Regions from separate parts of the Homo sapiens genome. Here region 2 is linked to region 1. A link is a loop called in an ENCODE intact Hi-C map of the cell type or tissue named here. Cell type or tissue: CD4-positive, alpha-beta T cell. All regions are shown on one strand.

Region 1 (8,000 bases):
ATGTAAAAGGTTTTCTCTTCAGAGAAATATAGGCATCAGGCACATCTCCCCTCTTACTCCACTCCAGAGATGAGAAATTTCAAGGTGGCTGTTATTTCTAGTTGCATATGTATATATAAGGCAGAAAAAAAAGGCTAAATCATTGACCTCTCTGGGTATTCTGAATCGGGTTACAATAAATAGGTAAGGCTCAGGTTCCTCTAAGACCTCAGTTTTGTGATAAAGAGTTCATACATAAAGCAAGAACTTCAGGTACTCCTGAAGTCTTCTTTCAGTATACATTTTAAATATTTAATTTAAGACCGGGTGCAATGGCTCATGCCTGTAATCCCAGCACTTTGGGAGGTCGAGGCCAGAGGATCACCTGAGGTCAGGAGTTCGAGACCAGCCTGGCCAACATGGTGAAATCCCGTTTCTACTAAAAATACAAAAATTAGCCGGGTTTGGTGGCGGGCGCCTGTAATCTCAGCTACTCGGGAGGCTGAGGCAGGAGAATTGCTTGAACCCGGGAAGCACAGGTTACAGTGAGCTGAGATTGTGCCACTGCACTCCAGCCCAGGCGACAACAGCGAGACTCTGTCTCAAAGAAAAAAAAAAAAAGATTTAATTTAATATTTAAATTGATTATGACTGGAAGTATTTACTAGAAATTAAAGACAATTAAGGAATTACCTCTAAATGGCAGATGAATTAGGAAAGTTTTTGTTTGTTTTTTCCTTCAGACACTCCCAACCAATTTCCAGGTAACAAACTTGAATGGTTTGGTTTCTCATAGAGTATAAATCAACAATATAATATAGAAAATTATACTCTCTATGTTCTATACTCCATATATGCTAAAACTAATGTGCTCTTCTCAACCATAATTTGACCACACATTCAATAATTCCAAGATAATTTACACATACAGAGGCAGTGGGAATTCATCTTAAAATAATTCAACTGATTTTGGTCTTCATTTCTCAATTTGAAGGGCTAGGAGTCCAAACTATGTCCTTGTTGCTGTTGCTGATACTGTTTTCCTTGTTAAGTAACTTATTGTCATGTCTACATTTATAATTGTAAGTGATACACATTTTTTATAATCACAATCTATGATGCTGTCACAGTTATGTATTACATGTGGAGTGACCAACTTTTTTTTAAGCCTGTCTATTCCATCAAAATTTCTGTTCTTTGATCAGAATTGTAAAAAAAGTTCTTTAGGCAAATCTATAGTTTGTAAATCCATTTTAAAGTCCATGTAAATTGTTTTACTTATTTTAGAGAGAAAAAACCTCAACCATTACATGTTGCTATTCCTTAAGATAAGCAAAATGTACATAGATAAGTTTTAGAATCTGAATCTTAATTGAAATAATGATTCAATAAACTTCAAAGGCCAGGCGTGTGGGCGCATGCCTGTAATCCCAGCTACTTGGGGGGCTGAGGAAGGAGAATCGCTTGAACCCAGGAGGCAGAGGTTGCAGTGAGCCGAGATCACACCATTGCACTCCAGCCTGGGCAACAAGAGCGAAACTCCATCTCAAAAAACAAACAAACTTCAAAATCTCTAAATTTGGTCATCATTATTTGAAGAAAAGAAAATCTTCTGGCCGGCGCAGTGGCTCACGCCCATAATCCCAGCACTCTGGGAGGCCGAGGTAGGCGGATCTCAAGGTCGGGAGATCGAGACCATCAGGCCGAGGTGGGCAGATCACGAGGTCAGGAGATTGAGACCATCCTGGCTAACATGATGAAACCCCATCTCTACTAAAAATACAAAAAATTAGCTGAGCGTGGTGGTGGACGCCTGTAGTCCCAGCTACTGGGGAGGCTGAGGCAGGTGAATGGTGTGAACCTGGGACGCAGAGCTTGCAGCGAGATTCCGTCTCAAAAAAACAAAAAAACAACAAAAAAAAACAACAAAAAAATAACTTCAGGTAAGCCCACAGATCTTAGCTAACAGCAAGAGGAATTTTTAATAATCTGCTTGAATGTTGATATCTTTTCCAGCCTTCTCTCTCCTTAGGCCAATTATTTAGAAAACTGTATAATAATTAATCCATATGCAAATTTTAAACTATAGCTCAAAAACTTTATTGGCTACTGTAAATTACTACGAATTTTCCAGTGTAGGGTATGGCAAATATTGAATAAGTGCCTCATATGTGAAAGAGCTGGTGCTCAGCACTGATTTTTCAAGAGCAAACTTAAGAAATGAATAAAGTTGTAATGTGTATACACGCACATTATACAACAGCATAGGACTTCTTTGTGTTACTTGTAAAAGGAAAGGTTTTCACTTTCCTCATTATGAATTCCAAAAATTCAAAAACTGTTTTTCAAAATTTTGACTGCTTTCATTACACGCATAATGCTTCCACACTCTTCATTCCTACTCTTTTCAGCAGATAAACATTCTCCTCTTTCCATTAGCAACCAATCCAAGCTTATTATCTTTCTTTTTAGAGGCAAACTGCAACATATCATTTCAATTAAACCCAAAATATTACTCCCATATTTCTTATGCAAAGGTCTTAGGAATAAGCCTCAGCTTCTCACAGAAGATGAAATCATCTATCAACATATGTAACTGATGTTTCTCATTTTATTTTCATTTTGAGATTTTGTACCTACTGTCTAGTGATAAACTTTTGCAACTGTTTCCTCTATATTTTAGATGGCTTAGGCTTTAAAAAAATGGTCTATATGATTTAATTATCAATTTTTTCCTTAAGTGAAGTTCAACAGAATTAATTTTCTCACATTTTCATTAATTATACAGGCTACAGGCAATATTTAAAGTTTTTTTTTAAATATTGGGTATGTTACTCATTTTGTTACTCTATGACTTTCAATTCCTGAATATAAAATAATAAATTTTAAATGACTAAATTTTATTTATTCACTGATTAAATCAGATTTATGACCTCCTCTCTCCATTCCAGCTACTCTGAGTTTTGAATGAAACAACCTCAATTGTAACAGAAGAAACATCTGTTGCTTTTTTTCTTCACCAGGGCTTTCCTAACTGAAAGAAGAAAGACTCTCTGCCTGACCTCCTCTCCCTCTCCCTCTCCCTCTCCCACTCCCGCTCCCCACCCACACTAAGTTCCTTAAAACTTTTTTAAGTAAATGTATTATTTAAAATTTCACTGTATCTATTAAAAACATCATAGTTTAGAAACATTCACTTCCTTATTGAACTTCAAAGAATGACTAAATGCTATTATATATCAAAAAATAAGACGTGTCTAATAGAATATACGTTGTAACTAAAATGCAAACTTCAAGGGTATAATTGAAATGATCAATTCAATCAAGTTGTCATATATTCCGGGGTCATTAAGAATTGTTTAGGGGTAAGATTTTCTTCACAGTATCCAGATTCATATAGCATCTTGTATGCTATATTTTCTTTGCCAGTCCAAGGCTAACATAATGGCAGTCACTACCCCAAGAGGCAGACACCAAATGGTGCCACCCACACTCTCACACTGTGCCTCATAATAAACCATAAAGCAGTGGAATGCACCGGCCCCTTTATGAGCAAACAATGCCTAAGCTTCATTAGAATACAGCTGACATTTTCAAAGCACAAATACTTTTAAGAAAAATGTACTAGGGAAAAAAAGGAATGAAACAGCTATAAAAGCTGAAATATTTTTCAAGTGTCAGGTTGATTTCCAAGGATCCTTGGGAAGTATATTTTGCTGTTGGCAATTTAAAAGTTTTCGTAAGTGGAAAAAATGTTTAGTTAAGGGCAAAGCTTATTTTATTAACTACTGGGGAAAAAAATGAAAGTAAAAACTATCCTTTGAATTGCTTTCACAAGTAATAACCATGAAGTACCTTTAAAATTACTGATTTCCTCAACTGCTGCTTTAGTTCCTGAATTAAGAAAACTGAGCTCCAGAATTATTTTCACATTTTAATTAATTTATATAAGTAACTGAGTAATAAACTAATTCTTCCCCTCCCCCCCCACCCCAACCCCCATACATAACCCTGTAGTTTTTCTGTCTGCAACAAGCAAGGACGTCTTGAAATCAGCGTGCTCCTGGCTATTTATCAATTTAATATTGCTGCTGCTTAAAGAATATAAAATAAGAGCTGTAAAAACTCACCCAGCAGTGAGAAACAAACTGATCTCTCTTACCTGGTCTAAGGAAGCATGCCTCTCACTGCAGTACCAACAACATTCTACAGTCTTTGTTACCATTCAGTGGAAACTTGAGACTGTGTCAGACGTAAGCAATCGAGCTCAGAAAAGCTCAATTTAAAATACTTCTCAGTAAAACTAAAAAGATGCTCAAGAAAACTGTTTAGTTAACTGGCTTTCAAAAGACATATGAATACTGTTTACAACAAAGACATCTCAAAAGAAATTGAAAAGTGCAGGTCTTAGATGAAGGGGCTTTTCTATGTAGAACCTTGTTTTCTTATTAAATTAAAAGGATATTTTTATTTTAAAAAATGCTTAAAGTACACACTTGATCTTAGCCAAAAGGCCGAGAAGCAATAAAAATGCTTAAAGTAAAAAGGGTGAAATAACTACAAGTTAACATTTTTCTAAATATCACTTGCCTTTTAACTAACTTAAAAAATAAGATTAAACTTACTCGTGAAACCTGCATAATTTGAATTATACATATCAGAGTATCTGCTGGCTCCAAAGCAGTCACAAAGCAGGAGACTTAATGCATCTTGAAAGCAGAGCAAAAGCACCACGAGTTTCAGGGGGAAAAGAGGAGGAGAAACTCTTGAAAAACTGGTCGGGGCTTTTTGAACCTGTAATAACTGTCCAGCTCTTGTGGGAGGAAAAAAATGTCCCAGTCCTGCCCCGAGATAGGAGGCTATGCTTCAATGCCAAAATGAATGACAGGCCCATTTCTGATATCAACAAAGAGCAGCTTAGTTGTGCTTTTTTTTTTTTTCCACTTTCCCACACAGAAGTTCTAAAATTTCCAGGTTAGTCCCTTTATAGCTAGGGTTAAGTACCTTTCTCCATTTTCTCAAGAGGGAACTCAATTATGTTGTCCTGGTTTTTTTTTAAATGACTAATTAAATATACATACCTAATCATCTTACTTAGTTTTCCTAGGCAGGAAGCTGAACAAAAGATGACCTCTTAGGTTCCTTTCCAAATCTATTCTTTTCAATATCAGATAACCATATGACTGTCAATATTAATAAGCTTTTCCAGCATCCTGATGTATGGCACAAGTAGAAACAAAAAGCAAGGTAACATTAAAAACAAAGCAACTGAGATAAAATTTTCAACTAGCAAGATGTAAAGATAATTTACCAAGGTATGTGTTTGATTACAGAAATTCAAAACAAACACTCCAATCAACAACATATATTTGCTGAATACTTATTATGAGCCGAGCACTATTTTGGGCCCTGGAGATACAGTAGTGAATGCAACAGACAAAAGCCAAACAAAAAATCTCTGTCTTTCGTGAGCTTAGTTTATTTCAGTTCACTCTAAGTACAACTCTCCTAGATGACTAAGGTACTTTTCCTTCGTTGACTAGTTATCACCTATTCTGAAATATTCCCCTTGGAAAGTATGTCTTGACAACAGCTCCAGGAGACGCTGTAAAGTATTTGGTGCTCCGTTCAGTGTTGTATCACCAGTGTCTAAAACAGTGTCTGTTAGACACTCAAATACATATTGAATCAAATAGATCAGAGAGCTTCTTCTTACTCAAAATTTTCCTTTGCCAACACATATTATACTTACATGCATACAGAGATATGACAACAATAATACAATACAGGGTGTAAATTAAACTGGGTTGTAAACACGTGTTAGTATAAACAAAACTGAAAATACAACCTATATGGCCCTCTATCTTTCCAGATTCTACAATAAAATCTGTTTTCACTACTGGATGTGAGGTCAGTATAATATCTGAGTAAATAAATCACATAAAATTCTATAAAGTAAGTTTTTGTGGACAGTCAGATTTCAGAGGAGTTTTGAAAGAAAAAAGAAACTTGGAAATTACACAGAATCTGATCAGTTTGGTATATTAAAATCTTACATGTTTATATTCATTTACATTCCCACATTTGGAAACAATTTTAAACTCCCCATCCTGCTTTGCACCATTCTTGATCATCTTACCAGATGACGCTTCTTACAGAGAAAATAAGTGTACACCTTTAACCTGTCAGATCAGCTAGAAGTGCTCACCTGTGTCACCCAAGGCCAGAATATTCAGGGGCTAGATATGGTCACACCTACTCTGTTATAGTCTTAAAACAAAAGGAAATTAAACATCCAAGTACTCAAGTATATTCCCGTGTTCTCTTTTTTTTTTTTTTTTTTTGAGACGGAGTCTCGCTCTGTCGCCCAGGCTGGAGTGCAGTGGCGCGATCTCGGCTCACTGCAAGCTCCGCCTCCCGGGTTCACGCCATTCTCCTGCCTCAGCCTCCCAAGTAGCTGGGACTACAGGCGCCCGCCACTACGCCCGGCTAATTTTTTGTATTTTTAGTAGAGACAGGGTTTCACCGTTTTAGCCGGGATGGTCTCGATCTCCTGACCTCGTGATCCGCCCGCCTCGGCCTCCCAAAGTGCTGGGATTACAGGCGTGAGCCACCGCGCCCGGCGTATTCCCGTGTTCTCTAAATAGGAGAGCACCCCCCCGGCCCTCCAATTGTCCAGAGCTAGACAACAATTACAAGTTAAAATATAAACTATTTAGTGTATGTTTTAACAATAAACCTAACAGCAACCCAAGGTCAGAAAGATGTGATAACTGAGGTCAAGTGACAAATAAAATAAGGTGGGGCCAAAGTAGGATTCTACTGTTCTTGCAGAATGAATTTTCCTTTTCCCATTCCTTCCTTCAATAAATACTGAGCACCTATTATGTATCAGGCACTGAGCTGGGCAACAAATTGACCTGTTACCTACTGTCTACTCCACAGATCTGACCTTCAGCCAATCTATTCCTTCAAGTTTCCTTCTCCATGCTTGCCTTCCTTTCCAGAGCCTTTTCTCTGGTCTCAAATTCTTTACTCATACTACACCCCTTCAATCTGCTCTGATGTCTTTCTTGGCACGTAGCATAATCACTACCTTTTATGTTCTTCTGCAAGTGTATGACACAGTGTGGGGAAAGTAATAAGACTTCCCACTCAGATGATAAAAATGCAGATTATATAGGTTGTGTCAAACAATTTCTCCTTAATCTTATGTAGAAAATCCATTTAAACATCATTAATTACAACTACTGATTATCTGGAAAACACCAAAGGTAGCTGGACATTCTCCTAGGTTTATAAACTGATTTATTTGGACTGGAGTTTGTGACATTTATTGGCAATCTGCCCAAATATTAAGCCCATTTAACAGACACATTTATGATTCTATAGGCAGAAATAACACTATAATAGTGTAATGATGGCAGGCATTGGCCAAATAAAAACTATCTATCAGATCTATATAATGAAGCAGTAGAAATTAGTTACATTGTACCTGTACTTACATTTTCAAGTAAAATATTGAATCTTCCTGACAAGCACTACACCTAAAGCAAAAACTTTCTGCTATCACTTGCATGGTTAGGTGCCAATTTCTTAAAAACATTGCATAGTAAATATTTCATATTTCCTGTTTGCCTGCTGCTCTTCCTCTTTCCACTTTTTTTCTTTCTCTCTCTCTCTCTTTTTTTTTTAAGAGAGAGAGGGTTTTGTTCTTTCATGCAGGCTGGAGTTGATGTGCAGTGGTGTGATCACAGCTCACTGTAGCCTCAATCTCCTGGGCTCAGGTGATCCCTCCCACTTCAGCCTCCCAAGCAGCCAGGACCACAGGTGTGCACCACCATGCCTGGCTAATTTTTGTATTTTTTATAGAGACAGGGTTTTGCTATGTTGCCCAGGCTGAACTCCTAGGCTCAAGTGATCCTCCTGCCTCCCTCCAAAGTGCTGGGATTACGAGTGTGAGCTACTACGCTTAGCTCGACTCTTTCAATATGCACATTTTTCTGAGTTCTGTGCTCAAT
Region 2 (8,000 bases), 970 kb after region 1:
AATTTATTTTCCAACTATGAAGTATAAGAATTGTCTGCTTACCCATAGTTTCTTTTCTTTTTTTTTTTTTTTAGACCGAGTTGCGCTCTTGTCGCCGAAAATGCAGTGCAATGGCATGATCTCGGCTGACTGCAACCTCTGCCTCCTGGGTTCAAGCGATTCTCCTGCCTCAGCCTCCCAAGTAGCTGGAACTATAGGTGTGTGCCACCACGCCTGGCTAATTTTTGTATTTTTAGTAGAGACAGGGTTTCACCATCTTGGCCAGGCTGTTCTCGAACTCCTGACCTCATGATCCACCAGCCTTGGCCTCCCAAAGTGCTGGGATTACAGGAGTGAGCCACTGCGCCCGGCCCACCCACAGCTTCTTGAAGCATTTTTCCACAAGTTTTAATGAAAAAGGAAATGAGAAATCACAGGAGAAAAACTAAAATTCAAAGTCCAGTAAACTGGCCAAATTGGAGTAATTAATTCTTATTAACCAGAAATGGAACAAGGCTCTGATATCTGCATAATTTTGAGCTGGATTTATCAGGGTATTTTCCTAGTTTAATATACAAATGAGATGAGGGACCCTTTAGTTTAGGCCCAAGTTTGCCTGGTGATCTTTTGTGGCTCCTGTCCCTACAATGTTAGATAATGTTTCCCCCTCTGAGAGTTGTGTGGCTTTCTTAACAGCATTGAATAGATAGCATATCAGATTCCAACTTCATCTGGAGGATATGGCACTAATAGTGATATGGTGTGGCTTTGTGTCCCCACCCAAATCTCATCTCGAATTGTAATCCCGGAGGGACCTGGTGGGAGGCGACTGGATTATGGGGAAGCTTTTCCCCATGCTGTTCTCATGATGGTGTGGGAGTTCTCACAAGAGCTGATGGCTTTAAAAGTGTTTGGAAATTCCCCCTTTGCAGCATTAATCTCTCGCCTGGCGCCATGTAAGTTGTGCCTGCTTCCCCTTTTGCCATGATTGTAAGTTTCGTGAGGCCTCCCCAGCCATTTGGAACTATGATTCAATTAAACCTCTTTCCTTTATAAATTACCCAGTGTCAGGGAAGTTATTTATAGCAGTGTGAAAATGGACTAAAACAGATAGCAAAGCAAGTTTACACTGATTAATTACTTACTTTTGAAACTTTACAACTGTGGCCACTTTTGACTTTTTTTTTAACTGATGTTTCAGTCATTAGAAAAACAGAGAATGTTGGGGGTAAAAAGAAGTCTTATAAGTCACACATAGCTTAAATGCTGCAGCTTTTCCCCAAATTCTGGAATCCTTTCTAAATCAGTCAGCATCTGTCTATGTGTCTTCACACACAAATACTCATTTCATTGAGGTAGATTGTTCTCTTGTTAAACAAGGAAAAAGCTTTAGAGTTTAAAAAATTATTTTGTACATTGGGTTGAAATAAAAATCTGTTGCTTTGTGCCTCTTTCCAAAGCTTTCTTCTCTGCTTAAGTGGTCACAAGGAAAAAGTCTTTGTTCCTTGTCAACAGCTCCCATAGCTTCCTCAGGTCTGCTCTTCTCCAGGAGGATTATTTTTTCTTTTTTTTCAAGACAGGGTCTTGCTCTGTTGCCCAGGCTGGAGTGCAGTGCTGTGATCATAGCTCACTGCAGCCTCAGACTCCTGGGCTTAAGTAATCCAGGAGGACGATTTTAATTGGCATCATTCCTTTTTCCCAAAAAATAATTTTAAGATGCACCACGGCTGGGCGCGGTGGCTCACGCCTGTAGTCCCAGCACTTTGGGAGGCCGGGGCGGGCAGATCACGAGGTCAGGAGATCGAGACCATCCTGGCTAACACAGTCAAACCCCATCTCTACTAAAAATACAAAAAATTAGCCGGGCGTGGTGGCGAGCTCCTGTAGTCCCAGCTACGCGGGAGGCTGAGGCAGGAAAATGGCGTGAACTCAGGAGGCGGAGCTTGCAGTGAGCCAAGATCACACCACTGCACTCCAGCCTGGGCGACAGAGCGAGACTGTACAACACAACACAACACAACACAACACAATACAACACAACCACAACACTAATTCCTCTCCTCTGAAGATACTGAAATGGGAAAAGTTCCCTTGTCCCCCTTGCAAAGCGTGTGACGGGGGAGTGGCTCGCTTCTTCAGTGCCCCGCTGCTCAAATCTCTAGGGGAGCATACAGACGGGCAGGTTGTGGGGCTCTGACCCCATGGCAGTGTCTAGGGGTGGATGTTTACAGCTCCTGAAGCGCCAACGTGCTACCGTGTGCTTTTTTAGTTTTGCTGCCTACAGGCGGCTTGTGTTAACCAGTTCAATTAGCCCCTCTACCTTGTTGCAAGGACAGAGGGCTTTCTGTATCCTGGGTTCTTGTCTTGGTGTACCAGAATAATCGGATCACACCTGGGCTTGGAGAATGAGTGCAAGGTTTTATTGAGTGGAGGTAACTCTCAGCAGAAGGGGGAAGTTATAAGAGGGATGGAGTGGGAAGGTTTTCCCCTGGAGTCAGGCTGCTCTGTGGCCTGGGCTTTCCTCCGACTGCCCCAGCCAAACTCCAAGCCGTTCTGCTTCTACCAGTCAGTGGCATGCAAGTTCCTGTGGATGTGTTCCTCTCAAAGTCCAGCCGCTCGTGTGTTCCTCCACTGATGTGCTTCTCTCGACGTCCAGCCGCCTATGTGTCTCCTGCTAGGGTCTTGGGGGTTTTTATAAGCACAGGATGGGGGCATGGTGGGGCCAAGGTGGTCTTGGGAAATGGAACATTTGGACAGGAAAACTAAAATGCTTGTCCTCACCTAGGTCCATGGGCACAGGCCCGGGGGTGGAGTCCTCACCAGGGATCTGCCCTTCCCTTCCCAGCACTTCCCTGCCCCCCTTCCATATCAATATTCCTGCTCTAAGATTTAAAAAGATGTCAAGCATGAAGACTCCTTTAAGGGCAGTCTTTCTGCTGATCCCCACATGATAGTAGGTGTATTTTTAGGACAACTGATTCAGAGCATGCATAATGACAAGAGCTGCTTTAAGTTCAAGAATGTTTTGACAACATTCATAGGACTATGTATTCACAATAGCCAAAGCTAGAAGCAACTCAAGTGCCCGTGGACATATGAATGGATAAACACTGTGGTATGGACATATAATGGAATATTACTCAGACTTAAAAAGGAAGGAAATTCTGACACATGCTACAACATGGATGAACTTTGAAGACGTTATGCTGAGTGAAATAAGCTAATCACAAAGGGACAGTTACTGTATGAATCCATTTATGTAAGGTACCTAGACTAGTCAAGTTCATAGAGACAGAAGGTAGAATGGAGGTTGCCGGACCAAGGGGAGAGAGGAAAGGGAAGTTACTGTACAGAGTTTCGATTTGGGAAGGAGAAAAAGTTCTGGAGATCGATGGTAGCAATGGTTGCACAACAATGTGAATGTACTTAAAGCCACTGAACTGTACACTTAAAATTGCTAAAATGGTGAATTTTAAGTTATGTGTATTTATCACAATGAGAAATATAATAGCCTATCAATCACAGCAGCATCTCCAAACATTTGAAAAGTAGTTGTATATGCATCTGAAATCTATTATTCATACAATCGACAGTTTTGCCCCACCTTCGAAATCTTCAGTCATTCCACAGCGAGCCTCTGAGGGCCATTTGGACTTTCTTTGGGCACAATTGATTAGACCAAGAATGAGCGGTTAGCCCCAGTTGGACTATTCAGAACCTTGTCCTAAGAATTTGGAATTTGATTTTAGAAACTTGTTATTAGTCTCTGTGTAGAGGTAAAGGTGAGGTAATATTGTTGGGAGTTATAGGGCAGTCATCTTTTTCCATGTTCATTTTTTATTCAACAAATATTTATTTTTTGTCTACTCTGTGGTAGGCATTGTGCAGGATGCTGGGATTCAGTGGCATCCCTGCCCTCCTGAAACAGAGCAAGCCTGACCGTAGGGAGATGATCTCTAAAGTTATTTCTCATATTTTTGTTAGACCTGATGTTTTGCACACTGTTTTCTAGTAAATGAACAACACAGTATGCCATGATTTTTTAAAATTACATTTAACTTCCTCTCTATTTTTTAGCACGTTTTTCAGCACCAGGACAAGCATCATTGCTCAAGGAGAGCTTGGTTGACAACAGGAAGTTAGAAGGAGTCTGAATTGTAACAAGTGTGGCAAGAGCACCAAGATCACTGTGTGTGTGTGTTCACAGAAAATGTACCAAAGGTGGGTGTTTTGTTTACCAGTGGCAGCAGCGCCACCACGTGGCAAAATAGTAAATGATGTTTGTAATTTCTATGCCTGCCTGCATAGAAATTACTCAATTCTTGAAGGAAAAAAAAAAGCAAAAATTGGGCATGAAAGGGGATCTGTATTATTTCACAATTGGTACTTAAGGGGAGACTTTTAAGTCTGTTTCAAATTAGCATAATTGGAATCTTCTTAAAGTGAGGCAACACTGTGCTAAGGTCTTCATCCTGCCCTCGCAGAAGTTAATTAACCCCAGAGGTGAAATCTTGAGAGCTGGACAGACACTCCCAGTGGTTCTAGAGTATCCTTCATTAGGTCTTTCCTGACTTCTCCCAAACCAATCTTCTCCTGTGTTTCCATAAAACTGTTTCTGGTGCTCATTTCATTCCTTAACAAATATTCATTGAGTACCTGCATGGTGCTTACTCTGTTCTAGGTATTGCAGATGCAGCAGTGAACAAATCAAACTAAAATTTCAGCCTGTACTTCTTAGCATCTTATTGTGATACATCTGGGAGTGTTTTATGCCCTGCAAGCCCTTTGACAACAGGGACCTGTCTTATCCCATCCTCACTGGAACCACACCTTCTACCCATTGAATTCCCAAGTAATGATTTCAGAACTCAACTGATTAAAGATGACTATATTTATTAGGACCATTCCCAAGTCAGTTCTCTGGTGGGATCAAAGCTGTGTCCTTTCAGCCAGGGACAAAATACAGAAACAGAAAGTTCATTATAGATCCTATGGTAAACTGAATAATGGCCCTCCAAAGATGTCCACACCCTAATCCCCAGAACCTGCAAATATATTGCCTAACATGGCAAAGGGACTTTGCAGCTGTGATTAAGGCTCTTGAGATGGGAGATTATCCTGGATTGTCATAGTAGAGCCAATGTAATCACAAGGGTCCTTATAAGAGGGAGGGAGCAGAGTTGGAGAAGAGATAAGGGTGGAGGCAAGTGTCAGAAGATGCTAATGGAGGAGAGGGCCACAGACCAAGGAATGCAGGTGAATTCTAGAAGCTGGGAAGGGGAAAGAAAAGGATTATTCTTTAGAGACTCCAAAATAAGCACGGGCCTGGTGGTACATTTTATATTTCTGACCTCCAGAGCTATAAAATACATCTGAGTTGCTGTAAGCCACTAACTTTGTGGTAATTTGCTACAGCAGCAATAGGAAACTATACAGATTTCTACCTGTCCTCCTCCTAATCTGCGTTCCACACTGCTCATTTTCACTGGTGTGCAGAGTGGGACATTTCTACTTTGTTCCCCTATTTTCCCAAGTCAGGGAGATGTCCTGGTTTGTCTTGACACAAGCCTCTAACAATGTTTCTCTAACAGGGCTGTGTGACCATTGGCATTCTTTGGTGTATCCTCACAGTCCCTTAGTTTTCTTATGAGAGTTTTAAATTCTATTCAGTTCCACAGTTAGCTAAAAAAAAGTTAATGTACAATTCAAGGTACAACCCAAAAAGTTATCCTTATCCTCATAAGAATACTAAAATCATCTCATTAGAGTCAGGAATGAGACAAGCATGTTTGGCCGGGCGCGGTGGCTCACGCCTGTAATCCCAGCACTTTGGGAGGCCAAGGCGGGCGGATCATGAGGTCAGAAGATCGAGACCATCCTGGCTAACACGGTGAAACCCCATCTCTACTAAAAATACAAAAAATTAGCCGGGCGTGGTGGCGGGCACCTGTAGTCCCAGCTACTCGGAAGGCTGAGGCAGGAGAATGGCGTGAACCCGGGAGGCGGAGCTGGCAGTGAGCAGAGATCGTGCCACTGCACTCTAGCCTGGGCAACAGAGAGAGACTCCATCTCGATAAAAAAAAAAAAAAAAAAAAGACAAGCATGTTCATTAGCACCACTCTTAACATTATTCTGGGGGTACTGGCTAATGTAATTATACAAGAAAAAAGTATAAAAATGGGAAAGGAGGAGGCAAACTGGTAATTATTTGCAAATATGATTGTATACCTGAAAGTTCAAGGGAATAAACTGAAAACCTATGTAAATAATAAAAGAATTCAGTAAACACATTACACAACATTAATATATCAATAAACAGCTTATTTAGGACATACATAAATACAAAAACTTACTATAATCACAGTAACAACAGAAAAGACAAAATACCTAACAATTAAAGTAACAGGAAATAATGCAAAGTTAATGTGAAGGAAATGGAACAAAACTTGAAAAAGAAGAAAGGTATGCCATGTTGTTTTGATAGAATCTTACCACTATAGCAATGTCAAAATAAAGCCTTATGTGTTTTAAGACCACTGTTACTAACAACTTTTGTTATTAACAGATGAAATTGATGAGGGAAAGTCTTCTTTCATTTTCTTTTCATAACTTCATTCTCCACCCAGCCTGTAATATTACCTGGTCTTGTCTCGTGAGTTTCAGTAAATATGGGGATATGTACGCTTCGCACTGGCCAAAGCCAGGTCACAAGTTAAGTGAGGCCTTATCTTTGGTGGTCCAAGTCAAGCCCACCTTTGGGTTGCCTGGCCATGGCAAGAGAGAGCTCCCCAGATTTGCCGTGTGCTGGTTCTCATGACCTGCCACAGGAACCTTGAGTCCTCCTTTATCACACTCACACACACACACACACACACACACACTCAGGAACGCTCATTTCCATTTCCACAGTACGCCATCTGGACTCTCCTAGATTTTATTAACCTTGTTGATAAAATAATTCCTACACAGTAAAGGTTTCCTTCTCACTAGGATCATAGTTAAAATGGCAATTTCTATTATTTTCAACATGGCACCAGTGTATTCTTGGGCTATATACTTTTTGACATCATTTTTAAAAAAATGCCACTGCTAATTATTATTATTATTATTATTATTATTATTTTTTGTAGAGACGGAGTCTCGCTTTGTTGCCCAGGCTGGAGTGCAGTGGTGTGATCTCAGCTCACTGCAACCTCTGCCTCCTGGGTTCAAGCATTTCTCCTGCCTCAGCCTCCTGAGTAGCTGGGACTACAGGTGCACGCTGCCATGCCCAGCTAATTTCTTTTGTATTTTAGTAGAGAAGGGGTTTCACCATGTTGCCCACGCTGGTCTCAAATTCCTGAGCTCAGGCAATCCACCTGCCTTGGCCTCCCAAAGTGCTAGGATTACAGGCGTGAGCCACTGCGCCTGGCTGCCACTGCTAATTATTATTGTCAAAGGAATCTGTATATAATCAATAAGTGAGTCAGGTAATTTTTGTGTGTGTGAGAAAGGGGGAGCAGCTGCTGTTGCTACTAAAACCTTATTCATAACACTTACGTTGTGGGGTGGGTGTGGGGCAGGCAGTCAAGTGCAGCAGAAGGAATTTTCCATTCCACACTGACCACACCTCCGTGAAGGCTGTTTCCTAATTATTCCTAGAAGCAGCTAGGATCTGTCTTAGCAGAAGACATTAAGTCTGATTTTTAGTTGTCTCTCCTTTTATCTTCTTTCTTCAGAGCCTAGCACAAGCTAGAAACTCAATAAATGCCAAAGAAGCAAATGGAGTGTTCCTTTTACCAGCCTATATCCTGAAACCCAGAGAGCAGGGAAAAACTGTTTAAAAACTGTCTAGAATGAAAATGCCACCAAGTAGGAGCAGTCCATTGGCACAATACAGGAGGCTGTAGCTTTGGGGCAATCATTTTTTAAGGTCTCTATCTTTCAGCATGCACAGGTTCCACAGCTGTTTGTATTGTTAAATACTTTCTCCACTCCACTTTTTTCCTCCTTAAAGAAATCAAAACATTTTTGGTGGGGAG

The links. Hi-C counts contacts between places; a loop is a spot of excess contacts. Peaks named below come from ENCODE experiments on the same cell type or tissue, not always from the same donor. Only the 100,000 strongest peaks of a DNase experiment are listed, where the experiment ranks them.
Region 2: it touches region 1 in a loop (7-fold over the local background); 8 of 110 quality-filtered maps call a loop at or near these places.

The regions. Positions count from the first base shown.
Region 1 is chr3:142,024,438-142,032,437 of GRCh38, forward strand. The region is part of intron 3 of TFDP2 (transcription factor Dp-2); the gene reads right to left. Among named protein-coding and RNA genes, the nearest start is that of TFDP2, 120 kb to the right of the region's middle. RefSeq lists a silencer at 3,503-3,552 and enhancers at 3,939-4,440, 4,847-4,896. In CD4-positive, alpha-beta T cell, no CTCF peak of the experiment used is centred here; DNase peaks (open chromatin) are centred at 3,484 and 4,224; H3K4me3 peaks cover 1,407 bases.
Region 2 is chr3:142,989,941-142,997,940 of GRCh38, forward strand. It overlaps PAQR9-AS1 (PAQR9 antisense RNA 1), which reads left to right. Exons shown (of 5, transcript NR_125393.1): 3 at 4,057-4,200. Among named protein-coding and RNA genes, the nearest start is that of U2SURP, 7.6 kb to the right of the region's middle. In CD4-positive, alpha-beta T cell, a CTCF peak has its summit at 4,245 (motif pointing left); a DNase peak (open chromatin) is centred at 4,221.